Regions from separate parts of the Homo sapiens genome. Here region 2 is linked to region 1. Evidence: chromatin contacts called from ENCODE Hi-C or POLR2A ChIA-PET data. All regions are on one chromosome and are shown on one strand. Each heading gives the region's core, a stretch centred on a gene start or an enhancer-like site at or near the end of the contact. The rest is flanking DNA. Distances are from core to core; before and after follow the strand shown. Region 1 overlaps LOC124909403 (a long non-coding RNA gene). Region 2 overlaps CBLB (Cbl proto-oncogene B).

What was found. Hi-C counts contacts between places; a loop is a spot of excess contacts on that map. ChIA-PET counts read pairs that join two places held with the same protein, here RNA polymerase II (POLR2A). Pooled maps may share reads with other maps.
Region 2: a pooled map shows a loop between it and region 1 (4-fold over the local background). The contact joins two enhancer-like sites. A Hi-C loop is called at or near these places in 8 of 50 pooled maps. POLR2A ChIA-PET finds 5 or more read pairs at or near these places in 2 of 52 experiments (activated CD4-positive, alpha-beta T cell and activated T-cell).

The regions. Positions count from the first base shown.
Region 1 is chr3:105,999,235-106,007,056 of GRCh38, reverse strand. LOC124909403 (a long non-coding RNA gene) reads right to left here. Exons shown (of 2, transcript XR_007095991.1): 2 at 386-4,791. Among named protein-coding and RNA genes, the nearest start is that of CBLB, 130 kb to the right of the region's middle. Within about 2 kb of position 2,821, at least 3 of the 41 ENCODE cell types and tissues checked have a DNase peak (open chromatin) inside an H3K27ac peak, as active enhancers do.
Region 2 is chr3:105,826,690-105,834,511 of GRCh38, reverse strand. All of the region lies in intron 3 of CBLB (Cbl proto-oncogene B), which reads left to right. Among named protein-coding and RNA genes, the nearest start is that of CBLB, 38 kb to the left of the region's middle. RefSeq lists a silencer at 5,509-5,558. Within about 2 kb of position 3,536, at least 7 of the 41 ENCODE cell types and tissues checked have a DNase peak (open chromatin) inside an H3K27ac peak, as active enhancers do.

The DNA.
Region 1 (7,822 bases), core at 1,572-4,071:
TAGAAGTTTCCATAAACTACACTGTAATTATACAATCTGTACCTTAAGCTTGTTTGAGAATCACATGGATTTAGAGCATAACTATGGCTAAAATTTAAAGTCCACGTACACAAATAAGTAAAATAAATCAGTCTTATTTTATTAATAAAATGAATGTTTATACCCAAGTATAAAGCACTGACTTCTGCCTCAGCTGGAGGAATTATAAGTCAGTAATGCATCTTATAAATCAAGTGCATGAACCATTCATCATCTTCTGAGATTCTAAGTCAGTTGTGTTCACAAAGCAGTTGCATGACTTGGAAACAACTCCTGGGATGAATAAATCAGTCACTTCCAGATATATGAATAAGTGACATGACCCATAAATCACATGACTACATACTCGTGCTTCATCAATCAGAAACTTTTATTTATAATTGAAAATTTGAAAATACTTATTGTGAACAATTTACTAAACACCCATCCCAAATTCCCATAGTACTGTAAGATGAAATGCATAGATGAAATTCCACAAGACTACCCCGACTCCAGGTGTCAGTCATAAGTAGCAGGTTCCTGGTTATTCACAACTTCTGTCCAACCTAGTTACATATCAGGGTTCCCACAAAGCCCTTCTCTGTTTCATAATTTGCTAGAGCAGTTCACAGAACTCAGAAAAGCACTTTACTTACTATTATCCTTTTATTATAAAAGGAACAGTCAGATGGAAGAGGCAACTCAGGAACAGTCAGAAGGAAGAATGTATTGGGCAATATATGTGGGGAGAGGCTGGGAATTTACACACTCTGTTGGACCATGCCACCCTCCACGTGTTCAGGAATCAGAAATCTCTCCACCCTCTGTTCTTTCGGGTTATTGTGGAGGCGTCATTACATAAGCATGATGGATTAAATCATTGGCCATTGGCCATCGGTGATTGACTCAACTTTCAGCCTCTCTCCTGACCCTGAAAGTCCAGGAATTGGGTTAAAATTCCTAAACCTCTAATCACAGGATTGGTTCCCCTGGCAACCAACTCTCAGTCTGAGGTTACCCAGGAGCCCCAGCCTTTCGTTATCTTATTAGCATACAAAAATTATATAACAATATCACAGTCCCATATGGAAAATATAGGCAAGTACAACTAACTAATCCACAAACATACCTTTTAGACAGTGTCTTTGGAGATATATGAATATAAATGTATCAACTATTGGAAATTATTTCTTTGAGAGAATGTTTTTGAAACTAGGTAAAGTAATGTAATTGTAATGCAAAGTAAATGTTAACCTAAATAATCATGTTCATAGGATACACTAATGTTCCAATTAGTGTATCTGAATTTTATTAACATAATCATGTTTTATGTTTGCATAGTCTTTTATACATTTATTCTTACAGTTTTGTTGGTGGTTATCACCATTTAATAGACGAAGAAAATATCTAAGATAATTAAAATCCAAAATTACATTGCAATTCAGCACAACTAGAATTTAGGTTTTCTGTGTTCTATTTCTGTATTCTTTGTTTCACCATGTTTCCTTTCATACATTTTACTGCCACTAAAAGGGTATGGATAATTTTTCATCTTTTTATAAATGTATAAAATTTACTGATTAAGACTTAAAGTTTATTCATTAAGCTTAAAGTTTACTAATTTAGGCTTATGTATACAGGCCTAGAGGTGTCACCAACACTCTGAAGCACTTACCAACTCCTAGTTTTTAGTGTTGTAATAATCATAAAATATTTATTCATACATCATTTTACATCTGATATGAGCTGAAGCTTGGATTTTGCATTTGGGATGACAAATGGCTCATTTCTGGATAGATTCCCTATAAGTCATTACAAGTTCTATGACTTTTGTCATTGAACAAAAACCACTATTGAGTGATGGAATTTCATACACCTTTAACTGTAATTCACCTGACTGCATAATCGCAAATTACTGATAATGTAAAATCTATCCAAATGTGTCCACACATATTAGCTGATGATCAGGCCGCTCCACAAGGAATGTCAGGCCACTCACTGTGCTTATTTCTGTGGCTTAATGTGGGTGAAAGTTCAAATAATTCCAGTTCTCATTATCAAACGGATAGCTTATATAAAGTCAATTCAGAGTTTAGCAAGGGATACTGATTTTCTGACCTCATAAAGAGTACAATATTCAGTGTATACCATAAGAAATACTAATTAAAAGTCATTTTTATTTATTGGCTTGGGCATTACTTTGACTTTCACCATTCCATTTTCATTTCAGATTTTTTTCATTGGAACTGTTGTTTTAATCGGCTTACAGATTGTGTTTTGGCAACTCTTTCCTTCTCATATCAGTTATCATTTGGGAAAGAAAAAGTGAAAACTGTACTACAGAATTCGCAGTATTAACTTCAAAGCATGGCATTTAGAGTTAGATTCTTTTTGAGTTGCTGCTTGGTAATTTGCTAAAAATAATAACGATTCCTCCCTCATATCTCTGGAAGGGCTTTATTACACACTCATTAAATTGTGCTTAGGTAGCATAATTATATAGAGTTCAGCATATTTCAGTTTATCAACAGAGTGAGTCACTTGGGAACTGTATAGACAATGTGGGATAGGGCAAGATTGCTGGGAAGACAGAATTTACTTCTATTTCCAGTTTAGGTGGTGGGTTGTTTTTGGTTTCGTTTTTGTTTTTTATCTTGGGCATGTCACTGATTCCTCTGGTCTGTTTCTCTGTCTTTGAATTGATAATTTGATTTCCCCCTTCGTGGTTCTTAAGAATATTGTGAGCAAGCATTAATGAAGCGGATGCACTCTGAGTTCCTCAGATAAGACTACGTAAGTCCAAAACCTTATGACTGAGTCATGTGAGGGTTTAGGCTTCAAGATTCCATTTGGTGTACATATTTAAAGGAAAATAACCTATTTTAGCAGTTGGGAATCTACTGCTTTTAAGATCTCTTGGGTAAGTTATAACATTTACTTCAAACCTATCCCATGTATAGCTTTTCATTTCTCTTTTAAATCCCTATTGTTCTTTTCTTGGTAGAGAAAGCATACATCTCATCTTTATCTTTGACAAACTTATTCAGTAAATGCAATTCCCCAATATGTTGATCACAATTATAGAATTTCTATGAAATTCTTAGATTTGATAAAGTTTCTAGAGAACTTTAGCTCAAGCTAAAATGTGTATGATCATTGTGCTATGCACATAACAAATCCTTGATAAGTAACAGTTAAGTCTGGATTAAGTTGAGGACTTTTTTAAACAATAATTTTATTAGGAAGTTATTATTAATGAAGTTATATTTTGGTAAAATGCCACTAGTCCACCTGATTTATGATATCTAGGCATTCCAGCATCTATGACAGGATTTTATTTCATAAGACTCCATCTCCACCCCTACAACCCAGGAGGCAGACTATAAAATAATCATCATTTTCCACCTCATCCTGTCCATCTGGATGTCAGATGGAAGCAAAGAGATCCATAACCCTTTGAAATAAGTGAGGTGGCCTGGGTAGCATTTCTTAATGCAACCTATGAAACCAGGTTTTAATATCCACATCTTTGAACTATTACTAAGTGGATACTGGAGGCCACATTTTCCTCCACAGTCACTCTATTACCACATCTTCTAATTCATTATTCTTTAAGTACTTCAAGATAGTTATAATAGAATTAAATTTTATGTAATGCTCTTCATCATCCAACAAAGTACATTGCCGAATCATCTTTAAGCCTTCGACCTTTTCCCGATGAAAACACTTCCCTTGCCTGTACTTTCACTCTGAATCGTCAGCCTATGTCAACCTTTGCTCTCAATCTGAATTTTTATTCTTGGAATGCCTGCCCAAGACAAAGGAAGAAAAGGAAAATGAAGAAAATGGTAAAACAAAATGGAACATTAAGCAAAGGCAGCATAGCTCCAAGAAAATCCTTAGAAGAATATAAAGCAATTTGTCAGTTCTTAAAATTAAAAGCTAACTATCAAATATCATCCCAGAATATTAATGTCTTGAGAAAAGCTTGACATAACTCCTGGATAGGTATTTTGGAGTCAGCAACATAGTTTCAGTCCTCCGTACTCCAAATTCATCACAGGATTTCACTTCTTGATTATTTATGGTTGTTTTGGACCATGTAACTAGTCTGGCAAATGAGGTGTGAGTAAAACTGAAGTATGTCACTTCTGGGCTATAGTGAGACTCTCCAGAGCAGTCTTTTCCCTCTGCTAGAAAAGGCAATACTCATTATGTTGGCTGTCCAATTAGCCAGTATACCTGAGAATGCATGATAAGTACCTGGCAATGTGCAATTGTTAAGGAACACGGGTAAGAAATCAACCTTTATTCTTTTAAGGCACTGAGATTTGAAGTTGTGTTTTATGGCAGCATAACCCACACTATTCTGACATTACAGATACTCACCTTTGTTAAGAATAATAAAAGGAAAGTTCTCAGCAAGTACTTTTTAATGCTTTGAGAAACTTTCAATTTGCATTTACTCTAGTTCTTAGAACTTTATCTGACATAAAATAAACAGATGGCTTAGACTCATACAATAATGCTCATTAAATTTGTGGGGATAATATGAATTATTCTCATGTAGTTATTTATTGAATATTTTATGGTATTCAATAGATTTATTCAGTAGCTTCATCTATTTTCAGAACATAAGTCAGTTTTAGCTTAAAAATTTCTACTTACATAATGAAATGGGTTCACTTATTCCCAGGTGGCTGATTTGTCTCATGTAATATGATGTTACACAAGGGTTCACCATTCTTCCCTGTTAATGACTTATTTGGCACACTACAATGTAAGAAGCCAGGCAAAAACTTCAGTGAGGAGAAATCTTGAGTCTCCACCATTATCCCCACTTTGTTTATGAGCTCAATGGTCACGAACTGGGAGAGTTGAAGAAAGAAACAGACATCCACAGCGTGATCATGTGATCTACCTGACTAAGAGTCTGCTCAGAAGAGGATATCATTAGATGACCATTTACACGAAAAGCAAATAATCTCTCATTCCGGCATTATTTCAAGAGATCCATTCATGAGTCTTCTCCCAAAATCTTTTTGTCACCAAGATTATAACTGACTCTGAGTTCCTGTCCATGTGGCCTAAGAAATTCCCTGTTCATAAATTATGATAGACCTGTATTTCTGACAATTTCTCCAGTTGCAAAGTCTTCCACTTTGACCTTTCTAACATAGATAAATTTTTATCCTTTCTGTTAATACAGATCAAGTAGGGAATTAATGAAGTGTTCATCTATTTCAGTTCTAGAAATGTAATGATCAATTAGTTATTGCCAAAAATAACTGCAGATCAAAGTACTTCTATTACCACTTTGGCTCTGCTGCCTGTTAGAGTAACTATTATAATCTTCTCCCTTTTCATTAAGTGCTGCTACTTTGCCTCTGTTACGAAGGGATTCTATAACCCCATTGAAATCAGACAGTCTGTTTCAGTGTCATTATTTCTCTTCTTTATCCTTGGTCTACAGAGAACAGGCACTACAGGGTTTCTACTAACGTATTTATCTATACTAATTTATTTATCAGTTCTGTGGGGAAGGGACTATAAACTAGGACCTTTCAGAAACAGAACTACAGGGTGACTGAGTCGATTGCCTCTCAGAGATAATTTACTTCAGCCATCCTATTTCCCCAAGTTTCTACATTATACTAAGGAAATTCTGACATCTCTATTTCTTTTCTTTTTTTAATAAATTTTTTAATAATTTCAGCTTTGATTTTAGAATCAGGGAGTACATATACAGATTTGTTACATGGACATATTGTGTGATGCTGAGGTCTGGGGTACAAATGATCCCACCCAAGGACTGATCATAGTACCCAGTAGTTTACTTTTCAATCTGTGACCCTTCCTTCCCTCCCTCCTCTAGTAGTTTCCAGTGTCTACTGTTGCCATCTTTATGTCCATGAGTGCCCAATGTTTAGCTCCCACTTGTAAATAAGAACTTGCAGTATTTGGTTTTCTCTTCCTGCATTAATTTTGTTTAGATGATGACCTCCAACCACATCCACGATGCTATAAAGGACTTGATTTTGTTCTTTTTTATGGTTGTCTAGTATTCCATGTTATATATGTACCCCATTTTCTTTATCCAATCCACTGTTGATAGAGACCTATGTGTATTCCATGTCTTTGCTATTGTGACAAGTGCTACAATGAACAGACGAGTGCACTGGTATCTCAGTTTCATTCATCGTAGGCCAATACGGAGCCGAAGTTTTAATCAATCCACTGAGAAAACATTTAGCAGCACTCTTATTTTCTCAAACTAGAACTCTAAATCAAGAATTTTGAGTTAAATAAGCTCTAGCTGTATACGCCCATATTAACAATAACAAGCAAAAAGCCTATCCAAATATGATATCCTTCCCATCATTGTCTATAATCTCAGAGGCCATTTTCATAAATTCTCCAGATTTTTTCTTGCTATATTAGCAAAATGTTGTAATTATTTTTGGTATGGAACCTGGTTTATTTTGTAAATGACTCCCTAGGTTATATTGAAACCTGACATAATTTATAGGCCTTGAGGTAAAAAATGGAAGTAGACATATTGAAATGAGAAGAATTTGAATTCTCTTGCAAGATAATTGTTTCAAGTGAGGAATTTACTGGATGCAAAAAAACTAGACACATGAGTGAGAAGGAGAGGTTTCTTCTGCTGGCATAGGAGGTAGATTGACAGGAGATTCAGGGAATTCATATTTGTCCAATTAACCAAAACCATTGATTAACTTTCCAGATCCTTCTCATTTTCAAGAAGTAAATTAATTTTTACTCAAGAGAAGTAATGTAGTTATGAATGTGATCTGCAGTATAATTCAACTACCCTGGTACAGTAAGTGTGATGAATGTGGGGACTGATTCCAAAAAAAAAAAAAAAAAAAAAAAAAGACAATGAGGTGACAGTAGCACACTGTGAGCTTAAGATAAGCATTATCTGGGCAACACTTTAACAGGTTTTGGGGTAGAGAGAAAGACCTCAGAGCATAAGAATATCCAAGAGATACAGCACAGGGACCACTGTTCATAGTGAGACAAGGGCAAGAGAACTCCCAGGAGAAAGAGAGAGATCAGATAGGAGGCTTGTGTTTTAGGCAATGTTCAGCAGTCCTACAGTAAATCTCTGGGGAGTCCAACACTTCCAAAGGTTAGAATTGGAGTCTTTTATATCTATAGAGTTTATCTTATCTCTGCCTAGTAAGTGTTTGGTACATTTTCATCGAATATGGAAAGCCAAGAGGCTCTAAATGGCTAAAACTCTGCACATTGGGGGTATGTTTAAAACAACTGGATATATATGAGTTAGAGTTTAGTGGTGTCAAACTTTTGAGTTAACAGACTTCAGCCTGTTATAAAGAAGTAAACAACATATGGCCAATATACAGAGGCCATCTTGGGCTCCTTTATATAAAACCTAGAAATCAGAAATTTAGACTTCTGAATTCGGACTTCTTCAACTCTGCTGATATAAGAGATAAGACATCATCTTAAGGCAATCATAGAAATATCTGGGTTCCCTGGTCATATTTTGATGCATTCAAAGCTCTGCAGTACAGTCTGAAGTAGCCATTCCACCCACACAGTCTTTTTATGCTTGAACTACCGTTAATGGACTATCACAGCAGTCACTCAGTTTAGACAGCTTTGTCTTTAATAGGACTTCATTCTAGCATTATCACAAGACATAATTTAAATGTTTTACCACTGGTTGTCATGGAAACAAATCCTATCTGTTAATGATAATTAGACCTTGCCACATAGTCAACCAAATATTAAGATTTCTTTGAATATTGAT
Region 2 (7,822 bases), core at 2,287-4,786, 170 kb after region 1:
GCTAATTTTTTGTATTTTTAGTAGAGACGGGGTTTCACCGTGTTAGCCAGGATGGTCTCCATCTCCTGACCTCGTGATCCACCCGCCTCGGCCTCCCAAAGTGCTGGGATTACAGGCATGAGCTACCGTGTCCAGCCCTATTTCTTTATTTAAAAATGACAAATACATTTATGGTTGTACTACATGATGTTTCTGTATATGTATACATTGTGGAATGGCTAAATCAAGCTAATTAACATAGCCATTACTTCCCATACTTACTTTTTTTCTTTTTTAACTGGTGAGAACATTTAAAATATACCCTCTTAGCAATTTTCAATATACAGTACATTGTTAACCTCTTGAACTTATGTCTCCGGTCTAACTGAAATTTCGTATCCTTTGACCAATAGCTCTTCATCCACTGCCTCAACTGCCCACCCCCACCCCAGGAAATTGTGATTGATATATTTTTTAAGGTTGTTGAATTAATTGTCTTTTTTGCAGTTAAAAAATATATTAATAGTAAAATGGGCTAGGTAGAGATTTTTTCAGAGGGCAAGTTAATTCTGGACCTGACAACCTTAAGGTCTGGAAAAATAGTTACTCTCAAATTTTTTTTTTTAAAACGAAAGGTTTTACTTAATTATCAGGTTCTAATTCCCTTAGGATACTGGTCTTCAGTGATTGTTTAAATGTCTCAGAGGAAACTTATATAAAGTTTGGAATTTTCATTTTAAAATTTGTGTTGTTCCAAGATTTCAAAACAGATCTAATCTAGATTATTATTGATGTTAAATGATGTAAAATAAAAGTATATTTAATTTTAGAAATTTCCATTAATAATAAAATTATTCAAATTATAAGGAATATACCCAAGAATGTGAGTTCTTTTCAAACCAGAATTAAACTCATTTATATTTATAATACCCCTAAGTACTGAAAATAAATACTAACAGCATTTCTTATTCAGAAAACAAAACTGGTTGCAAGCAGCAAGAGAAAATATCTTGCTGAGTGTCGCTTTGAAAGCCAAATGAGTTGTAAAAAAAAAGTAAAAGTTCCTAGTTTTTGTTTTACAATAAAGTTTCTAATTTTGTCTTTAGTTTTAACTGATCATAGAAATTAATAAGCCTGTCTGTCTCAGAGAGAGATATTTGTTCTGCCTTCACTATTCTGCCTGAAGCAGGATTCTGGAATGTTCTTCAGAATCATGCAGAATGAGTTGTAATTATTTGCTACAGAATGAGTTGCAATATTTGCTAGTCTTCAAATTCATTCTCATTATTCAAGATTATATGATCAGAATGAATGGAAACTGCGATGGCTATAACCTAGAGAAGTAATAAGACAAAAAGCATTATTTACTCATATGAAGGGTTTATCATTCATATTTCTTCATCATCTACCTTTCTAGATTCATTTCACGACACTCTCCCTCAGGTCTTCCTTCTTTATCCACTCACATCATTTTTCAGTTTTTCAGGCCTTTAGGACCTCCACATCTGAGGCTTCATGTGCCTGATTTTTTTCCAACTACCTAACACATCTTTCGTATCATAACTTAAATGTCATTTCCTCAGAGAGGCCTTCCCTGAGTGATCATTAAATGTTTTGACACATTATTTTATCTCATGGTATTCTGCTGTGTTCTTTCCAGTACTTGTCACAGTTTCTGTTTCTTCGTTTTCTTCACCACTGTCACCACAGTGCCTACTTCATTTCCAACACGGTGTAGGTACTCAATACAGATTGAAGGAATGAAGGATAGATAATGCACTCATCTTGAGCTACATCCTATTTAGTGAGCACCATAAAACTTGGCAGGCATTGTTAGACCTTTATATGGACAAGAGCTTTGATGGTTCGTTTTTGTTTTGTTCAGTTTTGTTTTCTTTCTGGAGATGGAAAAAGAAATTTAATAGTGATAAAGCCAGAGAAACTTAAGCTGGACCTGTCAATCTGGTATGGTTGAGAGGTATTTATTTTAATCAGCTGTGGATTGTATTTTCATGTGACATTTTAAAAAGGATGAAAAGGGTCTTACAGCCACATGCATCATTCTTTTGCCTGCTGATCCATAATTAGAATCAGCATCTAGAATCTGTTTTTGTATATAACTGAAGTATCAGAGTTACAAGTAAAACCACTTTCCACGTTATTTGTTGTCCATTAACTGCTGAAGATTAGCATATTTAAAAGTTTTACTGAGAAGCACATAATTGGAACCTGATGTTTGTTATTTATCCTGATTCATGTTATATTTTCTTCTTAGTGGACATTAAAATTTCAAAATTGCTATAACAGAGGTGCTGTTGGGGTAGTTTCTTAGTTGTATATGGGTCGTATATTGTATATGGGAATCTTTTTATGGTACACATCTGTTTTCATCAAATAGGTGAGTAGTATTCGGGCATTACCTTATACCTTCTTTAAAGAATTTTCATCCATTGCTTTAATAATTATATTATGCCAGCTCTATTTAATATAATTAAATTTTTTTTTAAAATTTCCTGTTGTATCAACCTGAAACTACTTTGACTAGCATTTTGGCTGCAACCTTCTTTTCTTAACTGTTCAGTATCCCTCTGTGTATTTTTATTTGGTTCCCTTAATTGGAAATAATTTAAAAAACATAATGTGTGACTTTCTTGCTTACTCTTGAATAACATTTAAACTTCAGCCTCACTTGTCTAATTTCAGTTCTGAGGTATGTTCTACTTGTTGCCTCCTCAAATTGCTTTGCCTTCCTGAAAAGTTTTTCTTTTGATTCTACATATTTTCAGGGGAGGGATAAAGATCTAAGCATAAATATCACCTCCTTAGATGGGTCTTTTTTGACCATCCTATCAAATAGGTTGTCACAGTTAGTATTGTGAATATTTTCTGATGATTTATTTTCTCCCCCAACAAATTTTAACTGTCTTTCAAAGTATAATTGAAGTTCTCATTCTTGAAGCATTTTCTGAATAATCAAGTGCTAGAACTTGAGCATTTTTTAGCTTTTACTTTTTGTCAGAACATTGTAGTTGGTGGTGTAGAGACAGTTCTATCTTGATGCTTCAGGTTCTCATTTCTACTTGAGGGAAGCTCACAATTTTCAGGAATCACGGAGGATGGCATTTGAGCCCGCCTGGCGGTCTGAGCCCACCTGGAGATCCCCATCCTTTCAATGGGGAAATGTATTTGAGCTATTCCCCAAGCTAATGCTCAGGTAGGAGATACAGGCAGGAAAAGATGTCATGGAAGATATTTTAAAGGAATGGGAGTATACGCCTAGCTTAGAATACAATATGTGAAAGCATATTGTATTGTGGTTCTTTGGTGCTGGATATCTCAGGAGTGGAGGAATTGAAGGATTGTGTTTTCATTTTTACACTTTTTCTCTTCTGCTCTTCTGATTTTTCAACCATGAACATGGTTATGTGTATGGTCTGGTTTGGGGGAAGTATATATCAGAAAAAATAAAACAAGAAAGGAAGTTACTCTGGTTACCATGCAATTTCGTATTTAAATGACAAGGTTTTGCATTTTGGATATTTCATGTCAGCCGTGTCTCCTCAGCTAAGTTCTAGTCACTTAGAAGTTTGGTGTCACTGAATTATAATTTTGGTGCTTCCCATGTTTTATATTTACACTAGACTACATGCTATATGGACAATGTGCAATCAGTTAATATCTGAATGAATGAATTGACCAACTTTTGAGAACAGAGTTTGACATAAATTTGGTGGTTTTTGGTTCATTGTGCTTTAATTGAAGGAGAAGTAGACATTGTACTTCACATTAGGCTACTCTTTAGATAAGCTTTCCATTACATGGCATGTGTCTTACTTTCTTACTTGATAATGGCTCTGTTTCTGAAATTATATAAACAGATTTTTACTGTTTTTAAACTTTACAACTTAATATTAGACTGTAAATTATTTACTTATTTATTGGAAACAAACTTTTAGATACAGAAATTGGTCTTTTAAGACAACAACAAAAAATACCTAGTTTTTAATCTGGCTCCTGTCTTTCATGACTAAGTCTGACTGATCTTTCTTGTTATATGATGCTTTATAAGATTGATTCTGTATCCGGGTTACCAACGCTTCCTGTAACAGAAGAAAAACATTCAGATCCTTATAGTGCTGAGTCAGGGGAAATTATTACATACAACAAAGGAAAAGTCTTTGATAGGAAATATTGCTTCTGGTAGGAAATTAAGTACAGAGTACAAGGATCTAAATGTCTGTCATATAAACAATGGGCAATCTTATTAGGCAATTTTGGACACCTATTACGTGGCTTTATTTATTTATTAATAGTAGGCTTTTCTCATCATGGTTCATGGGGATTTGTAAGGTAACGATACCCTGGACAGCCTTCCAAGATGTTTTGATGTTGGCAGCAATGCATTACTGGGGCAGGGGCAGGGGAGGAGGTAGAAAGTGTGATAACTCTGCATCACTCCTTCTTCTTTGTTCTCATTTATAACACCTAAGGCATTGGAATTCCCCAGAGTAAGAATTCTAGTGAAAAGGGAAGCAAATAAAATACATCTGACAGTTGGGATCCTTGGGTTTATACATGTGCTGACTAATTACATATGAAATGAGATATCCCCTTAAATTAAAACTATTTGAAGATACCACTTCAAATATATGTAATAGATGATTTACACTTCTTATCATGGCTTTCAATAGCAAGAATTTCTCTTGCAGTAGGATAATTAACTAGAAATATAAAGAAATGTTTCAAAAGTATAATAATGTAGAAGAAAAATAGAAAAATTTGATTTTGGAAGAAATCTTCCTCCATTATTATGAAGATAGCTGCAGTTTGGTTTTTTTTTTTTTTTTTTTTTTTTTTTTTTTTTTTGGGACGGTCTTGCTGTGTCGCTCTGGCTATGGTGTGGTGGCATGAACACAGCTCACTGCAGCCTGTACTTACTAGGTTGAGCCATCCTCCTGCCTCAGTCTCCAAGTAGGCTCCCAAGTAGGTGGGACTACAGGTACATGCCACTATGCCTGGCTGATTTTTAAATTTTTTGTAGAGACAGGGTCTCGCCATGTTGCCTAGGCTGGTCTTGAACTCCTGGGCTCAGGCATTTCTCCTGCCTTGGCCTCCCAAAGCGTCAAGATCACAGGCATGAGTCACCACACCCAGCTGATAGCTGCAGTTTTGTGTGTGAGAGTTGATCTTCTTGCCTTTACTGTGACAAAACATCTTTATGGAAAGACAAACAGTATTCGTTACGTTTATTTTACCTGTGTATTCAAGAATGTTTATTTTTTTCATAAGCTACAAAACCAGATTAGAAAAGTAACTTGTATTTCCTAAAAGGAGGCATATTTTAGGAGCTATATGAACTGGGCATTTTTAATTTTTTTTCATTACTTTGGGGAATATTTCAGGATCTCATCAGCATTCATTACATGGGAGGACAGGGGATTAAAAAAACAAAATTGATTGTTAATGAATTTTTTTTTTTTTGTATTTAGGAAGAAGAAAGACTGTAACTTAAAAAGAATTGTGGCAAATTATATATGTTAAATATTCTGGTCTAGAAATGTGGTATAGAGGTTCCCTAGAAGCTTCTGTTCCACTGTGGTTAAAATGTTTTCTCACCTTCTTGAACTGTCTTTGTAGGTGATGTCATGAAATGTCCCAAGAGAACGTTGTATAAAACTTCCTTTGACCTTTCTGGACTCAGGGCTGAGCTCCTTAGACCTACAGTTTCTTGTTAAAATCGAGTAGGTTGTGTTTGAAAAATAAAGTTTATTTGTAAAATTATTTCAGTTTATATTTTATGTATAATCATCTCTCTTACAAATATATGACTCAAGGAAAGATAGTATTTTGCCCTAGGGTCAAGAGTGAAATTATTTAAACTTATTAGTGCATATTTATTTCTTTTCTATTTTATGCTAAAAAAATGTGTGGAACTAAAATTTGAAAAGATACTTATTTTGTTAGTTTAGAAAATGTTTAGTATTTCATATAATCTTAACTTTCAAGTATTTTGGCGTCTATCTTAATATTTTCTCCTTTAAGAAAAGACAAAAATTAAAAATCTTATTCTAACTTAGTTTAGTCCACTCAGTGAAACAGCATTTAATATTTAATGAAAATTGTTTTGTCGTTTCCTTTGACATCTGTATTAAAGATTGCTAATTGCCTCCAAAATCCATTTTGTCCCTTTCCTATCATTATATATTTCCCCATTGTTATCCATCCATAGTAAAGATAGCATTTCCTGGGTTCACATGTTGCTGATGTGGCCCTGTGAGCAAGTTTTGATGAATTGGATGTGAGTAGAAGTGAGCTGTGCAGCTTCTAGATCATGCCCTTAAAGGGAAGCCACATGCCCGCTCATTCCCCTTTTTCCTGCTCCCTGCTGGCTAGAATGTGAACAGGGTTATGAGTCATCTCAACCATGTGAAGGAGGGTGATGGAACAGGGATGGGAGAAGGAGCCTAAGTCCTTGACTTCTCCATAGACTAGAGCTGCTTTGCTTAGGCGAGAAGGAAATAAACATCAGCATCAGATAGTATTATTCTGTCACACTTAGCCAAAACTGTGTATAAAATACATTACCATGCTGACAGAATTCACCATTTCTGCTGTGTTTTTTTGAGGTTTAAGTTTCAAATTTGCATAATATGTGAAGGCATTTTCATGTGAAATAAAACATTATTAACTATATCTTGTTTTCAGAGCAACCACTGGATTCATGCTAATACTGCTTTTATATTACAGTTATTCAGTATTAAACCATTTTGTGACTATCTGTAACTGTTAGATGTATGACCCATTTGAGGCGTAAACAGAGTGCTGTCTCTTGATAATCTAAATTTCCTGTCTTAAATTTTTGTGTCTGCTTTGCCTCCCTTTCTTTGTCTTCCTCCCTCATGTCTTTCCCTCCCCTTTCTGCCTTTGGCTAATGTCTGGGCCAGTGCTGGTAAAGTGCTCCCTGGCCAGTCCATGGGAGTTTAAGGACCTTAACAGAGACCAGGTTCCTGGCGTTACTTCTGAACACACACACACACACATACACACTGGTAAAATTCAGTTACTTGCTTGGGGAGTTTATGAGTTTATATTGTAATGGATGGAAAAATGCCCTGTGCTTTGCAACCTTTTAGACTAAGTAATAACACTTACAAGAAATTGTGAGTGTTATGGGAACCAACTTCTGTGTGGGAGATGGGTACGAGGGAAAAAAAAAGTTTCATAATGATGAATGAGAAATTTTCAGAAAGCATTGTTTGGTTTGTCATTTTCAGTCCAGAAGGTTACTTACGTCATTTACTCTGGGGATGGAATATAGCTTCACTGAATGACAGCATTTGGTTCCAAGTTATTTAGTTATGTTTCATTGTGTTGAAATACCCTACCTTTGCCAGAATCGTTGTAAACTATGTGTGAAGCTCTAGGTGGGGAAAAATTGAAAGGAGCGCCATATTATATTACAGGAACAATTCATGTCCTACTCTTGGTTTCCTTTCAAAGCCCTGTATTTGTGGCTGTGCTAATAAATTCCATCACATTCATTATGCATAGCTGTAAGTGTATGTAAATACCACGCATCTTGCATTTTGAAGAAAACCAGGGAGTGAACACACATAGTCTTTCTTGCCTGGGATTCATTTATTTTTTAAAATTCATTTTATATATGAATGAGAAAGTTGAGGGAACATTTCCTTTCATACCAACATAGAAAATCCTCTAATACCACATCCCCTGTCTCCTGGTCCTGGGAGCAGTAATGGGATTTTCTGGGTGCATTTGCATCATGTGTATCATTGCTTTTCTGTTTATGTTCAGAAGCCTTTTCTGCCAAGGCTTCCACAAT